Linked DNA regions of Homo sapiens: all the other regions are linked to region 1. Evidence: chromatin contacts called from ENCODE Hi-C or POLR2A ChIA-PET data. All regions are on one chromosome and are shown on one strand. The core of a region is the stretch at or near the end of the contact, and the rest is flanking DNA. Distances in the headings are between cores, read along the strand shown. Region 1 holds the start of MKLN1-AS (MKLN1 antisense RNA). Region 2 holds the start of AHCYL2 (adenosylhomocysteinase like 2). Region 3 holds the start of TSPAN33 (tetraspanin 33).

Region 1 (4,672 bases), core at 206-2,705:
ATGTAATTTTTTATTTTATTGTATTTTATTTGTTTTTCTGAGACAGAATTTCACTCTGTTGCCCAGGCTGGAGTGCAGTGGTGTGATCTTGGCTCACTGCAACCTCTGCCTCCTGGGTTCAAGTGATTCTTGTGCCTCGGCCTCCCAAGTAGCTGAGATTATAGGTGTATGTCACCACACGCAGCTAACTTTTGTATTTTTAGTAGAGACGGGGTTTCACCATGTTGGCCACGCTGGTTTCGAACTCCTGACCTCAGGTGATCCACCCACCTCAGCCTCCCAACGTGCTGGGATTACAGGTGTGAGCCACCGTGCCGGGCCTGGCCTTTCTATCTGGCTTTTTTGATTTGATATCCTAGTAGAGCCCACTATTAAAATTTCCATCTATAGAAACAGGAAGTCAGGAAAGGACTGGAGGGAATTTCGGCAGGTTAATGATTACAACGGGAAGAGAATACAATTATTGAGGTGTTTTGACTCACTTGGTCATTTCCTGAGAAACTCTTTGCTTGAATTTTTCCACTCTTCAGGTGAAGATGATGACACTGTCCAGGCTTTCAGGAGTCCAACCTCTTAGACAATAAGCGACATACTCTTTGGTAACTGCAGTGGCTAAGCCAAGGAATAAATATGCATAACTACAACAAACAGGTACTTGATGAGAACGTTATCTAGAGCTGCCAGATAATTTAGACCAAGTGCACCTTTTGTTGTAAGAAGCTGGTATGATGTCCACATAGTTTTCAGGGCTGCTGTTCCCTCTAAGAAGAAGGAATAGTCTTTTTCCTGAACTACTCTCTCTCTGAACTTTTAGGCTACAATTATGTCAGTTCAAAGTGGGCAGATTTGCCAACTGAAAAAATGATGACACGCAGCTTCCCAACTCTGTAAGGACTTTTCAGGTCTGTGGGTGAACGTCATTCCCGAGCAAACCAATGCCACAAGATTAGTAGGATGCGGCTCACAAGAAATGTTTACAATGAAGGGCATCACAGACTGCAAACCAAACAGGGTAGGAGGACACGGGACCATTTCCTTTTCCTGTCTCCATCTGACTCTGGAAGGCGGGGACAAGACATTTAAAACCAGGACCACTCCAGGAGGACAGCACATTAGCTACTGCCCTCCAGCTCCCTTCAGTGTTGTTTCCGTAAAGGACTTATAAACTGGCGAGGGCGGTGGCTTCCAAAAGCGCACAGGCGTCCCTTTTCCAACTTGGTCTTCTTATTTTCCCTTCCTGCTCCATAACTACAACGTGTTTCTGTTCGTAATCATCTCGGCTTTTCCTTACCTCTGCTTGTAAGAAAAGTCCTTTGCGCCATTCCCCTCCAAGCCCCAGGGAAGGGCCTGGAAAGCGCTTACACCTCAGACCCAGTGTCGGTCAGCCGTCAAGGAGCGAGCGACGTGGGAAACCCTGAGATAGGACATTGGCCCGGCGCTGGGCTCGGGTAACGATGCGGGGCGGGGAGCGCGGGCGGCCGGGGAGGGCGGCGGCCCCTTTAAGAGCAGGCCACGCCCCCTCCCCTCCTCCCGTTCGCTGCCAGCGGTCGGTGGCGGCCGCTACGGTGCTGACAAGATGGCGGCTGGCGGAGCTGTCGCTGCGGCGCCCGAGTGCCGGCTTCTCCCCTACGCGCTACACAAGTGGAGCTCCTTTTCCTCCACCTACCTTCCCGAGTAAGTGCCGGGCCTTGAGCTCGTGCTGCCCCACCCTTCCGCGTCAGCACGGTTGGGCCAGGGGTGCAATGGAGGGCAGCCGAGCCGAGAGGCCCAGGCGGGGCCTGCTGAGGGGGACGTGCGGCCTCCGGAGTCTTAGTTCAGCTGCTGAGAGCGTTGCTCGGCCTCGCTCGGGAAGGGGTTAGGGTCCGGAGAGCGAGCCCAGGGAGAAGGGGCGAGGTGTGTGGCGGATCCGGGGCGCGCACAGGAGAACCGGAAGCCCAGCGGTTCTGCGCTTGGGATTTGGGGGTTGAGGTTGAGGAGGGCTTGGGGGGCGGACGGCTCTGGGGCAGGAATCGGAGTTGGCGGGGCCCTGCCCGCGGGCAAACTACCCCGAATGTCTGAGGTCGTCCGAGGTGGTCGGCGTCGGGGGACAGTTCAGTCGATTGCTGCCGGGACAAAGTGTAAAGCCGAGGAGTGTCTATTCCAGAGTGGGGTCATTAAAAGTGATTAGCTCTAGAGTAGTGTTAAAAGTCACGGAAGGCTGAAAAGTTGTGGAATCCATCTGAATCCTAGCAGGCGGGGAGAACTTGTAGGATTGGCAGACGTTGTCTTTAATGCCTGGAAGTTCTGAAAAAGATAGGGAGTGGGAAGGAGGGACGTTACCGAAGAATTTCAGTATTACGGCTCATTAGAAGATGGGTTTGTATGGACACAGACACGTTTCCCAGTCCGGAAACTCAAACATAGAAACATCTGGCTTTAATGAATTTGATTTTCAACACCGGCTTTGTCTTGATCCCTGATTTAGGTGTTAAAAAAATTCAGTTGCATTGTTAGGTTTTTGTTGGTGGTGTTTTTTTCTCTAGCAAATTCCTTCTGAAATGCTGAAAATACTCTTACATAGTATCTTATTTATCTTTGGCTTATCTTTGAAAGGAGGAGCAGATCTAACTCCAATTTTACATGCTAGTGGAGGAACTGGCTTAGTAAAGGGTTAAGATCTGTGCAGATCCTGAAGAAAAGTGCTAGTTGTCCCTCTAACCATCTCACAGGACCGAAACGATTTTATGAACGAAACAAATTAATGAATAATATATTTTACTGAGTATTTTACTAAACAAAAAAGTGACTAGATCTGTGAAGCATACTCAAGTAAGTTTTCCATCTGTATTTGAGAAATTCTTCACATTTATCCAAATTTGATTTCACTGGTTATATCAATGAAGAATCTCAAAATGGAGCTGCAACTGGAAGAATCTGTCATGACTGCCAGCCTCCCATTTTATTCACCAGGTCAAGGGTTGGCATTCAGTAGGATCTGGCCCAATGAAGGGTGCCAAGTGACCTGTGGTTTGATCTGGCCTGCGTAGCCTATTCATGGCCATATCCCTGATTGATGCTGAAACCCAACTTTGAATTTGAGAGTGAGCCAGATAAACAGTCCAGCCATGTAGTTGGAGTTGAAATGTGGCCCTATGTACTTGACCTCTGATATTCTGGGCTATCTTGTTCTTGGATCTGAAGTTATTCAGCTTTTTTCTATACCCAGGCTAGGATTATGGACAGTTGGGAATTGGTGTGGCATTGTTTGATCTAACTGTAGAGACATTTTTCTGGTCTTGAATTAGCGTATTTCCAGGACGTCACTCCTTAAATTTTTGATGTAGGCCTGAGGCTTGGATAACACAAGTACCATCCGCGTTATCTGTTGTATAGACATTTTAAGAAAGTACATTTCAAGCAGGAAATGATTTAGTGGGATGGCAACTTTAATCTTTTGTGTCTTGTTACTCTGGCCCCTGGTTTGCAGTGGGCAGAACACTAGTTTTGGAGTTAGAAAGCAACAATTTGAGATTGGAGAAATACATTGCTGCAATTTTCTCAAGTACATACATAAAATAGTATTTAATACATACGTAACTTTCATACACTTCCACTTACTATATCTTGTTTAATCCTTATGACATTCTATTGACAAATGCAGTATAATTTGTATTTAAAGTAAAGTATTAGAAGAGTAATCTAAGCTTTTTTCTTTGAAGGAGTATAGTTGAGTATTATGGAGCTGGAGTTGGAGAATATTGTGTCTGCTGGGTTGGTGTGTGCCATGCCTAAATTATAAAACTCTTGGCTCTGAACTTCTATAAGCAAGCAAGGATATTACTTCTCTGTGTGACAGAAGATGTAGGAAAGGGGTTGACTTTACTTACCTTTGCCCTAAAATCCCCTCTAGCAGCAATTGTTGTATCTTTACTGGCAGTGGAAACCATATTAAGGTACTTCTTAAACAGGTCTCATTTTAGGTTAAAGACATTTGTTGAAATTGTCCACAAAGTGGCAAATATTTGTTGGCATAGATCTAAGCATTTCGAGGTGGCAGTAATAAATCAGTAACAAAAATGGTAAACATTTATGATGTGCCGTCCATTTGCTAGGCTCTCTTATGAACATTTTTAAGTGTATCAACTCATTTAATCCTTACCGCAATCCCAAGAGGAATCTCCGTTTGCCAGATGTTGGAAGCAGGTAGGGAGAAGTTTAAACTTGCCTAAGGTCACACAGCTAGATGGAACCAGAATTTGAATCAAGGTAGTCAGGCTCCACAGTCTGTGGTCTTTAACTATAGTGTTTTACTGCTTCTGCACAAAGGTATATATAGTACAGGAAATCAGAACTTTAAAAGAGCTCTTGTATTAAAGGCACTTACATTTTAGTTGTGTAAAGAAATGTGAAGTCATTAAAAAAAATTGAACAATTTTATCTCTATTTTCTTTCTAAGGACTTAGAATTCTTTTCCCCTTCTTCCAGAGGCAGAAAAAACAAATATTTCCCCTTTCAACTCTTTTTAATTTATTTGGACTTTAAAAATGTTAAAGCAGATTCAGTTATAGGGAACACATTTTTACTTTGAGACTAAAAAAAGGCCTTTTATTTTTGTGTGCTTAGAGATTGCCTGTATTTTACTTTTTTTCTGAAATTTACACCTAATTTAATAATTAAATACACTTATTTAAAT
Region 2 (4,309 bases), core at 706-3,205, 2.1 Mb before region 1:
TGCAGTGGGGCGATCTCTGCTCACTGCAAGCTCTGCCTCCTGGGTTCACGCCATTCTCCTGCCTCAGCCTCCCGAGTAGCTGGGACTACAGGCGCCCGCCACCACGCCCGGCTTATTTTTGTATTTTTAGTAGAGACGGGGTTTCACCGTGTTAGTCAGGATGGTCTCGATCTCCTCACCTCGTGATCTGCCTGCCTCGGCCTCCCAAAGTGCTGGGATTACAGGCTTTTTAAAGTATTCTTTACATAAAATCTTATGGCATGTGCAATTTTGTCTCTTGCTTCTTAGCTTAATGTTTTTATCATAAGCATTTATTCTGAAAGCCAGAATGCCTTGATCTTCTTTCCTGTGCTATTACGATTTTGGAAATCTTCACTTCGTGAAGTTGTCCTGCCTTGGAGTCTCTCATTTCCTGATCGCCAAATTTGTGCCTCACACTATGTATCGGAAGGCGTCTGAGCACTGCCATTTCCACAGAGCTCACAAGTGTACCAGACACAAGAGTTTCTTAGCTTCCTCTTCACATTTTGGCTTTCAGAGTAAAGAATGAAAAAGGGAAAACCTTGTTGTTAAAAAGTATTGGCAAACAATTTTCTTTCTTTCTTCCTTTTTTTCTGGGACGGCATCTCACTCCGTTGTCCAGGCTGGAGTGCCGTGGCATGATCTTGGCTCACTGCAGCCTCTGCCTCCCAGGTTCAAGCGATCCTCCTGCCTCAGCCTCCCAAGTAGCTGGGATTTCAGGTGCCCGCCACCACGCCTGGCTAATTTTTGTATTTTTAGTAGAGATGGGGTTTCACCATGTTGGCCAGGCTGGTCTTGAAGTCCTGATCTCAAGTGATCTGCCGGCCTTGGCCTCCCAAAGTGCTGGGATTACAGACGTCAACCACTATGCCCAGCTGGCAAACGATTTTCAAAGGCTGTAACAATTGCTCTATTTGTTGGACATTAGTTTTAGACAGTTTTTTGTTATTAAAAAGGACGCTGCGGTGCATGTCTTTTTGCTTACATCCTCTAAATGTAAAATTTAAAAATAATACAGAAAAGTACAAAGTAAAAATCACCTTAAATCCCATCACTTAGGAAATTAACTACTCATATTCACTATTCATATCCCTCTATGCTGATATATGTATCTGAATTTCAGATGATTGCCCTATTAGAATTATAGGTGAAAAGATTTGGCCTCGTTTAAGGCAACGTGTAATTCCTCAGCCTTGAATTTTGATCTAGTGATACCTAACTTCTTTGAGGAATGATCTTAGCTTCCAAACCCAGAATGTGACAGAAAGCGCCACAGCAAGCAAGGTCCTACTTTATCCCTTCTAAAAACAAAGCCACTGAAGTTTGGAAGGGTGTTGAGTTCTCAATATCACAAAGAAAAATAAAGCCACTTCCAGCCTGGAGCCGCCGCTTCTCCTTTAAATACTCGCTCACGTGATCGCAGACGGGCACGCGCGGAGGAACTTCACGCTGTCAGGACAACGAGCCATTCCTCTACCACTTCCCCTCCCCTAAGGCTTCTTGGCGTTCCCTCCCCGGAAGTCACAACTCCTCTGGAGACTTTCTCTTCCTCATCCCCTCCGTCGAGTCACCTATCCTCACTCCTTTCTGTTAGCTGCCGGCCCTAGCGCTCCCTCTCCTCGGCTGAATCTCACTTAGTGGAGGAAAGGCTGAAAGGACTACAACTCCCAGGGGACGCTGCGGGCCCCGCCCATGGGGCGCGCAGTGTAGGTCGGGGCCTGAGGTCCCACGGTCTTCTCGCCGCGTGCGGCCGGGAGCAAACGCACTACAGGTTCCGTGGCGCCTCGCGCGAGGCCAGACCGGGACGGGGCGGGGCGGGGCTGGAGGGGCCGGGACTGGCGGGCGGAGAAAGGGGGTGGGAGAGGAGGCGATGGAGGGGAGGAGTGGGGACATGGGGGAGGGAAGAGGAAGGGAGGTGGGAGGCGGGGCCGACCAAGAGCAGGAGCTGGAGTCTGAGCCGGTGGTTGCAGCGGAGGCGGTGATGTCGGTGCAGGTTGTGTCAGCCGCGGCTGCCGCCAAGGTGCCTGAGGTGGAGCTGAAGGACCTGAGCCCCTCCGAGGCGGAGTCGCAACTAGGACTGAGCACGGCCGCCGTGGGCGCCATGGCCCCCCCGGCGGGCGGTGGAGACCCTGAGGCTCCAGCTCCCGCCGCGGAGCGGCCCCCGGTCCCCGGCCCGGGCTCGGGGCCCGCCGCCGCTCTCAGCCCCGCCGCCGGGAAGGTGCCTCAGGCGTCGGCCATGAAGCGGAGCGACCCACATCACCAGCACCAGCGGCACCGCGACGGCGGCGAGGCCCTGGTCAGCCCCGACGGCACCGTCACCGAGGCGCCGCGCACAGTCAAGAAGGTACTGGGGCCGGGCTGCCTCTCTAGGAGAGGAAGGGAGGGGAGGGGAACTGCAGATCCTCTCGGCACGGCGGCACCACCCTCCACGCCCTCCTTTCTGATCGCAGGACCGGAGATACCCCTTGTCCCCTTAAACCCACTCTCTCAGAGATGCCCCCCAGCCGGCCCCTCGTGCTGGGAGCGGAGACTCCAGGAGGCACGGCCGTACTTCGCTCTGAATAACATGGAGGTAGCGCTCTCCCCTACTACTTGGAATAGGCAGCGGGAGGAGAGACACCTAATAGTACGTCCCGCGGCCCCAACACGCTCCCGGGTGTGATTTTCCAGCCTATCGGGGAAGAGACCTCGATAGTATAGAAAAACCTTACCGCTCACGGGAGTTCACACAGCAATAAGGATGAAAAGATCTTTAATACTTGGAGAACGAGTAAGGTGTAGTCACCTTGCATAGAAATCGTCAGAGTTGTCTGGTTTCCATACAGTTGATGACTTTCTGCCTTTCTGTGGCCAACCGTGGCCATACAGCAACACGATGCTGTGCCCTTCATTTCCAGCGACTGCGATATTCTCTCTTCCCTGAATATGTAAAAGGGTAATGGAGAGATTCTCCTCACTCTTTCGTGTTAAGAGCTTTGTCCTCCCTGCTGGGTATAGTTGGTCACCAGGATTATTAGGCTGTGTATGAAGAGAATGAATGTCTTATTGATTGCTTTATTATAATCTGAAAGTGATAGGAAGAAATGCTGCTACTTTTGGGAAAGACGATCTTTGTGGGGTTTTCGGTCTTAGGCGTCAGCTTCTTTCAGACAGTTTTGAGGAGGTCTCAGAATACCAAGAAGTAACTGCCTAGGTGGATGATAGCCCTGTATTACCCGTACATTGTCTATCCATAGTTGTCTGTCTCTCTCAAAGCTTGTCTTTCTTTCTCTCTTAAAGCTGAATCAGCACAGAAAAACAGGGCAAGTATTGGAAAAGACAGAAGTGTGGATCATATAAAAAGGGCTTACAGCTTCAATTTCGTAGACACAGTATGGGCACAGGGATTAATGTTTTTTTTAAATTGTTGTGAATGGTTTTTAATTGCTTTATCAGAACAGCAACAAAGAGACGGGAAGTGTGCATTGGTTTTACTGTGTGGGACCAGCTGAATTGGAACCTTGGATCCACCATAACTTTTTGTTGTCATAGCGTCATGATTAAGGTATAGCGGATAATCCTTTCATCCTAACGATACAAATTTAGGTGATAAGTCAGAGGCAAGACTGAAGGAATTTCTGTAATGCTTTAGACAATGTCTTTGTCGTTTGTAGTATGAAACTCCTCTGGGAAGAATTAGAGTAGAAAGAGGCAGCATCCTGCAGAAATGGGTTTAAAGAAAAAAAGTAAAGTAAAAAAGAGAGGCAGCAGCAGCACCAGTGCTGGGAGTACCTAGATCTGAGTCTGGAAATCCAAAGCATACTTCTGACTTGTTGAGATACTTTGTATCGTTAAGTCATTTTCTTGTGATAAAGACTGTTTTTGTCTAAACTTTGTAATTTGGTTAGATTTCTTTAGGCTAAAAGTGTTTAACAAATTGCTTTTAGAGCATGAAGTTTACAGTCAGGCAGACCTGGATTTGAAGCCTAGTACCCCCATTACTACCTTTTGGGTAATTTCCAAATTACACAAATCAGTTTCCTCTTCTATAAAATGAAAGTACTAATTATGATTGAGGATTAGAAATATTTGTAAAAGGTTTAGCATTGAGCTTGGCACATAAAGTCTTAAATGATATTCTTACTAATGCTTTTATTATTATGAATAATTGATTTTATTTTATTCCTCCCATCATGGCTTAAGTGCAAGCCCCCATGACCACCTCTGAAAGTTACACACAGTTCAATATATTCTATATAAAGAAATTAAAAAATCATGGCTCACGTCTGTAATCCCAGCACTTTGGGAA
Region 3 (4,400 bases), core at 1-2,500, 2.2 Mb before region 1:
TCTGATATTCAATTACTTCCGCAGTTTTAACACAATTCCACATGTAACGGCATCGGTCAGCATTATGTCCCACTGCTATTCCAAGCATACCCTGTGCTCCAGCCACAGCAGTCTGCTTATTTTGCACGAAACACATGGCGTGCTTTTGCACCTCCAGGCTTTGGTTCACCCCCTTTTTTTTTAATCCACCTGGATTATGTTTCCCCTCCGTCTCTACTATTCTAAATCCCATCCTCCCCTAATTTCACTTGCCACGCTATCTTCACTAACCTTCTACCAAACGTATTATAATTATTTGTGCGGTTATCATATTTCCACACTGGATTCTTAATTCTGCTAAAACGAAATACTGTAATGCCTTTGATGAGCCTTCCATGTGCCAGCCATGTGCTAAGTGAGCTACATGCATTATCTCATTTAATCCTCAAATCGCCATCTAGGTCAGGACTCTCCCATTTAACATTAAACAAACTGAGGCTCCGAGAGATTAAGTAGCTTGCAGCTTTCACGCAGCTAATTATGGTGGAATCAGATTCCCTCCCCGAGGTTCAACTTGTATTAGTTAGGGTAGCCAGCATAATATATTCGCCAGCTACGCTGCACTCAACCTGTGTGTGCCGGATCAGCATGTTAAAAACGGTGTCTGCAAGTAGACCAAGGGAAGAGGGGCTGCGGGGGCGGGAATTGAGACAGCAATGAATTAGGATGGCGGGATTGGCGGTGATGTTTCCAAATTTCCACTGTTGGGTTGTAGAGCTTCTGAAATAAGCATTTAAAATGTATAGTTACTAAACAAGATTGCATCTACCCTTGGTCTAATTGTTATGTGTAGGTTAGTTTTGTCTCCCTGATTTTATTGTCATCCCCCAGGGATTGTTTCTGTTCTCCCGCGTTCCCAGAGCTTTCGGCGCATTGCTCAACACACGGTGTGCGTACTTGTTGATTTTAATGTATGTGTGTTTGCATATGTGCACAGCAGCTGGGCGGAGGACGTGGGTGTGGGATGCACTGTGCATTCCTTCTCCTCACTCTTGTTCCTTTGAGCAGCTGCAGCCTGGATGCTTTCCCTTAGGGGTAGGGGAGAGGCAGAACCGCTGACCCTTTAACAAGTTATCCCTCACAGAACAGGTGTCTCCCCCGACTCTCGGTGGAGAGGGATGGCTGGATACTTAGTGACATCAGCCACGAGCCAATGGGAAGTCGGGCTCCAGCCGTCGCGCCAATGAGCGGCCGGGGGCGGGCCGGGTTTCCTGGGCGCCTGGCTGGCCGGGCTGGTCCTGCGGCCGCGGGTGAGTCTCGTCCGCTCGCGCTGCCCACCGCGGCTCCAGCAGCTCCAGGCGCGGTTCCCCGGCCCGCGCCGCTCCCGGCCCCCCGGCTCGGGCGCCTCCCGCCGCAGCGCAGGCTCCCCCGCCGGCCGGGCTCCTGCGCGGCGCGGCTCGGCTCATGCCCCCGGGCGCGGGGCACACAGGCCGGCCGGCAGCCGCTGGGAAATAGGCCCCCGGGGGCGGTGGCGGCGGCGGGGCCATGGCGCGGAGACCCCGGGCGCCGGCCGCCTCCGGGGAGGAGTTCTCCTTCGTCAGCCCGCTGGTGAAATACCTGCTCTTCTTCTTCAACATGCTCTTCTGGGTGAGTCTCGGGGTCGAGGGCACCTGGGCGGCGGGGTCCCCCCGCGGGGTGGAAGGGTGGCCCGGGGTGCCCCACGCGCGGGAGCCGCACTGCCGAGTTTTCTGGGCTGACGGCACTTTGGGGGAATTTATCCTGGGGAGGGACACCCCGGGGACGCCGCGTCTGCAGGGGGCGTTGTAGGGAGGAGGGTATGCCAGGGAATCAGTAAAGACTGATGGGTATTCTCGGGGCGTCGGAGGAGGGTCTGTGTTAGGCTAGAAATGTGGGTTTGAGGGAGCCTGTTGGCCCAAGGCGGACCCACTGACACATTCATGATGGGGGTCGGGGGTGGCGGCTGACTTTCAGGCCTGGGGGCCTGGAGGCCCGGCTGGCAAAGAAAGAAGAGGAAGGAAAAACCCAAACCTCTCTCTCCACCACCTCAGAGAGGATGGGTTACTGGCATCATCTCTTCCTTTTGCAGGCCTCATCTACCCCCACCTCCACCCCCCCAAAGTCTAGGAAGAATGGCCTCCAGGTGCAGATGTCTTTCCCATCCCAGCACTGCCCCAAACTTTGTCCCCTCCCTGCCACCCTTCTCAGGACCAGACTTCACCCCTGGAGCCTGGCAATCACCAGTGTCTTTAAACAGGACCCCGTGTTGGGCCGGAGGGCCAGGGGTCCTTTCAGAATCTTCTGCTTGGGGTGGAAAAAGTATTGGGCTGGGACTCCGGACACCTGGATTCCCATCCCACTCTGCCGTTCATTGTTGACTTGACCGACCTAAGCATGTATGTTCATGTCTGCAGGCCTTGACTCCCTCCCCCACAAATCCAACCCAGTGTGATCAGGGGTGGCAGAAAGACTGCTGAAGCTGAGAATTGAGCTGAACCAGATCATGCAATGCCAGCTCGACCCTGTTTCCTGGCTAGAGAGTCCTGGAGGTCCTGGGGTGTGAGAACATAGGGACATCCTTCCCCCATTCACCTCCTCTTCTGGCTCCTACCACACCAGAGCTGCTGCTTCTGGAGCCCACCATCCTTGCCCACTTCAGCTGGAGACCTAAAGTTCAGACTTGCAGGAGGGAAGAATTGAGTCTAAAATATGTTTCCTAGGGGAGGGAGCAGAACAGACATCTAAGCCATTTGCTGGAAAGGTTTCACAGGGCCCGTGGGGTGAGGTGCAGACACAAAGCCCATAAGTGCTGGCCTGTTGGGACAAATGAGAGAAATCCCATAGGGTGGTGATGACAGCGCACTCAGCCATCCTACTCCTGGGGAAAATGAAACTTGTGCTCCTATCAAATGCTCAGTTGTAAAACTGGAAAAAAATTTTAGAAGACATCTTGTCCAGCATCTGTGTTTATGTCTATAAAATGTAGAAAACTAAAGCACAGAGATGTTAAATGTTTTGTCCAAGGTCCAACAGCTGGTTAGCAGGCTTGGTCTGGTGACCTTTCTACTGAACCACAGTGCCGCTGGGGGAAGTCCTCAGCACAGATGGCTGCTGCTATAGCTGGGGTATGGGCAGTATTAGTAGTTAACCAGTCAACCCAAGTTCCCATAGTCTAGGTTCTGCTTCAGCTGGAGGTTAGGGAAAAACACAAGAAAATCCCTTACCACTCTACCAGTGCTGGGGGATGTACTAAGAGACTCCCCACTTAGGGGCAAGTATCAGTGAAGTCTCTGTGCTCACTGAGTGTGCCAGGCCAGTGACGTGACATCCTCGGAGCCAGCACTAGCATTTCAGGGACTTTAGGTCGTCACTCTGACTTCCTTTATCTGCCGAGACTGTCTCCCTTGGAGCCATTGGTACCTCACCCTTGTCTGTGCTCGCCAGTGACAACAGCTGGGTGCATCTGTTACACTTGTGTTCCTGGTCATTTTTTTTTTCTCGAGCTTCCCTACCCCCTACCTCCACCCTACCCCCCTTTTATCGGACAAACGACTTTGAGAGATCTCAGCCAGGAGAGAGTTTGGCTCCACAGACCCATTTACCTTGGTAAAAATGCTTCATTCAAGGTCAGAAGACGTGGGTGGCCAAGCTAGCACCACCCCAAATTAGAATAGAGCCCCTTCTTGGCCCTACAGTAGACTCATAAAAAATCAGAGGCTCTAGAAATAGCACACTGAAAGACAAGAGGCTCAGCATCTTTTTGGCACCAACTTACTGTGTGACCCTAAGCCAATGTATCTGTCTCTCTGACCTTAATCTTTCTCCTCTAAAGGAGAAACAATTTCTGCCTCAGTGAACTATTTAAGGATGAATGAATCATTTTGGGGACTGTTTTCTTTCTTCAAGACCTAGAGCTGGATCTAAGGATGAATCTCCCTGTGTCCTGATTGCCCTTCCTAGGGGACAGTACTTTTCAGGTGTTATTGAATGTCCCTTCTCCCCCAAACCCAGTGCTGCACAGGTATATTCATACAAGAGCAGCTGGAGAGAAAATGCTGCCTCCCCAGATCAGGGGGCCATCTTTCTTCCTAGCTCCTCTTCAGGGACTGGTTCCCATGCTTTCTTTTTTGTAGACTTCCACCATCCTAATCAAATTCTGCTCTTCTGCCCAGGAAGCACCTATGGATGAGATGATGGTCAGCCCACACCCTTTGCAGGCAGAGTGCATGCTCTGGCCGGCTTCTGGAGCTGCCGCATGGCAGTGGTTATTGTGTCTGTGCCTGGAACCCACTAGGAAGGTGTCCGGCATCCTCTGGGCTCTGAATAGTGGTGCTGGTGGTGATGGTGGCTACGTCTGCTGTTGCTCTAGAAGCCCTGACTCTTGGGGCATTTGGAGTCTGACT

What was found. Hi-C counts contacts between places; a loop is a spot of excess contacts on that map. ChIA-PET counts read pairs that join two places held with the same protein, here RNA polymerase II (POLR2A). Pooled maps may share reads with other maps.
Region 2: a map of CD8-positive, alpha-beta T cell shows a loop between it and region 1 (9-fold over the local background). The contact joins the promoter of AHCYL2 here to the promoter of MKLN1-AS in region 1. A Hi-C loop is called at or near these places in 3 of 168 maps with a recorded cell type or tissue (CD4-positive, alpha-beta memory T cell, CD8-positive, alpha-beta T cell and naive thymus-derived CD4-positive, alpha-beta T cell) and 8 of 50 pooled maps.
Region 3: a pooled map shows a loop between it and region 1 (1.9-fold over the local background). The contact joins the promoter of TSPAN33 here to the promoter of MKLN1-AS in region 1. A Hi-C loop is called at or near these places in 1 of 168 maps with a recorded cell type or tissue (B cell) and 1 of 50 pooled maps. POLR2A ChIA-PET finds 5 or more read pairs at or near these places in 1 of 52 experiments (activated B cell).

The regions. Positions count from the first base shown.
Region 1 is chr7:131,326,324-131,330,995 of GRCh38, forward strand. It overlaps MKLN1-AS (MKLN1 antisense RNA), which reads right to left and starts at 1,456. Exons shown (of 6, transcript NR_125364.1): 1 at 1,292-1,456; 2 at 483-612. MKLN1 (muskelin 1) reads left to right here and starts at 1,553. Exons shown (of 18, transcript NM_013255.5): 1 at 1,553-1,674. The coding sequence starts at 1,577. RefSeq lists enhancers at 1,318-1,894, 1,589-1,888, 1,895-2,471 and a silencer at 1,379-1,538.
Region 2 is chr7:129,223,075-129,227,383 of GRCh38, forward strand. It overlaps AHCYL2 (adenosylhomocysteinase like 2), which reads left to right and starts at 1,956. Exons shown (of 17, transcript NM_015328.4): 1 at 1,956-2,365. The coding sequence starts at 2,003. RefSeq lists an enhancer at 1,460-1,569 and silencers at 1,850-1,919, 2,040-2,289.
Region 3 is chr7:129,143,457-129,147,856 of GRCh38, forward strand. TSPAN33 (tetraspanin 33) reads left to right here and starts at 1,251. Exons shown (of 8, transcript NM_178562.5): 1 at 1,251-1,626. The coding sequence starts at 1,525. RefSeq lists a silencer at 1,164-1,373 and an enhancer at 4,236-4,285.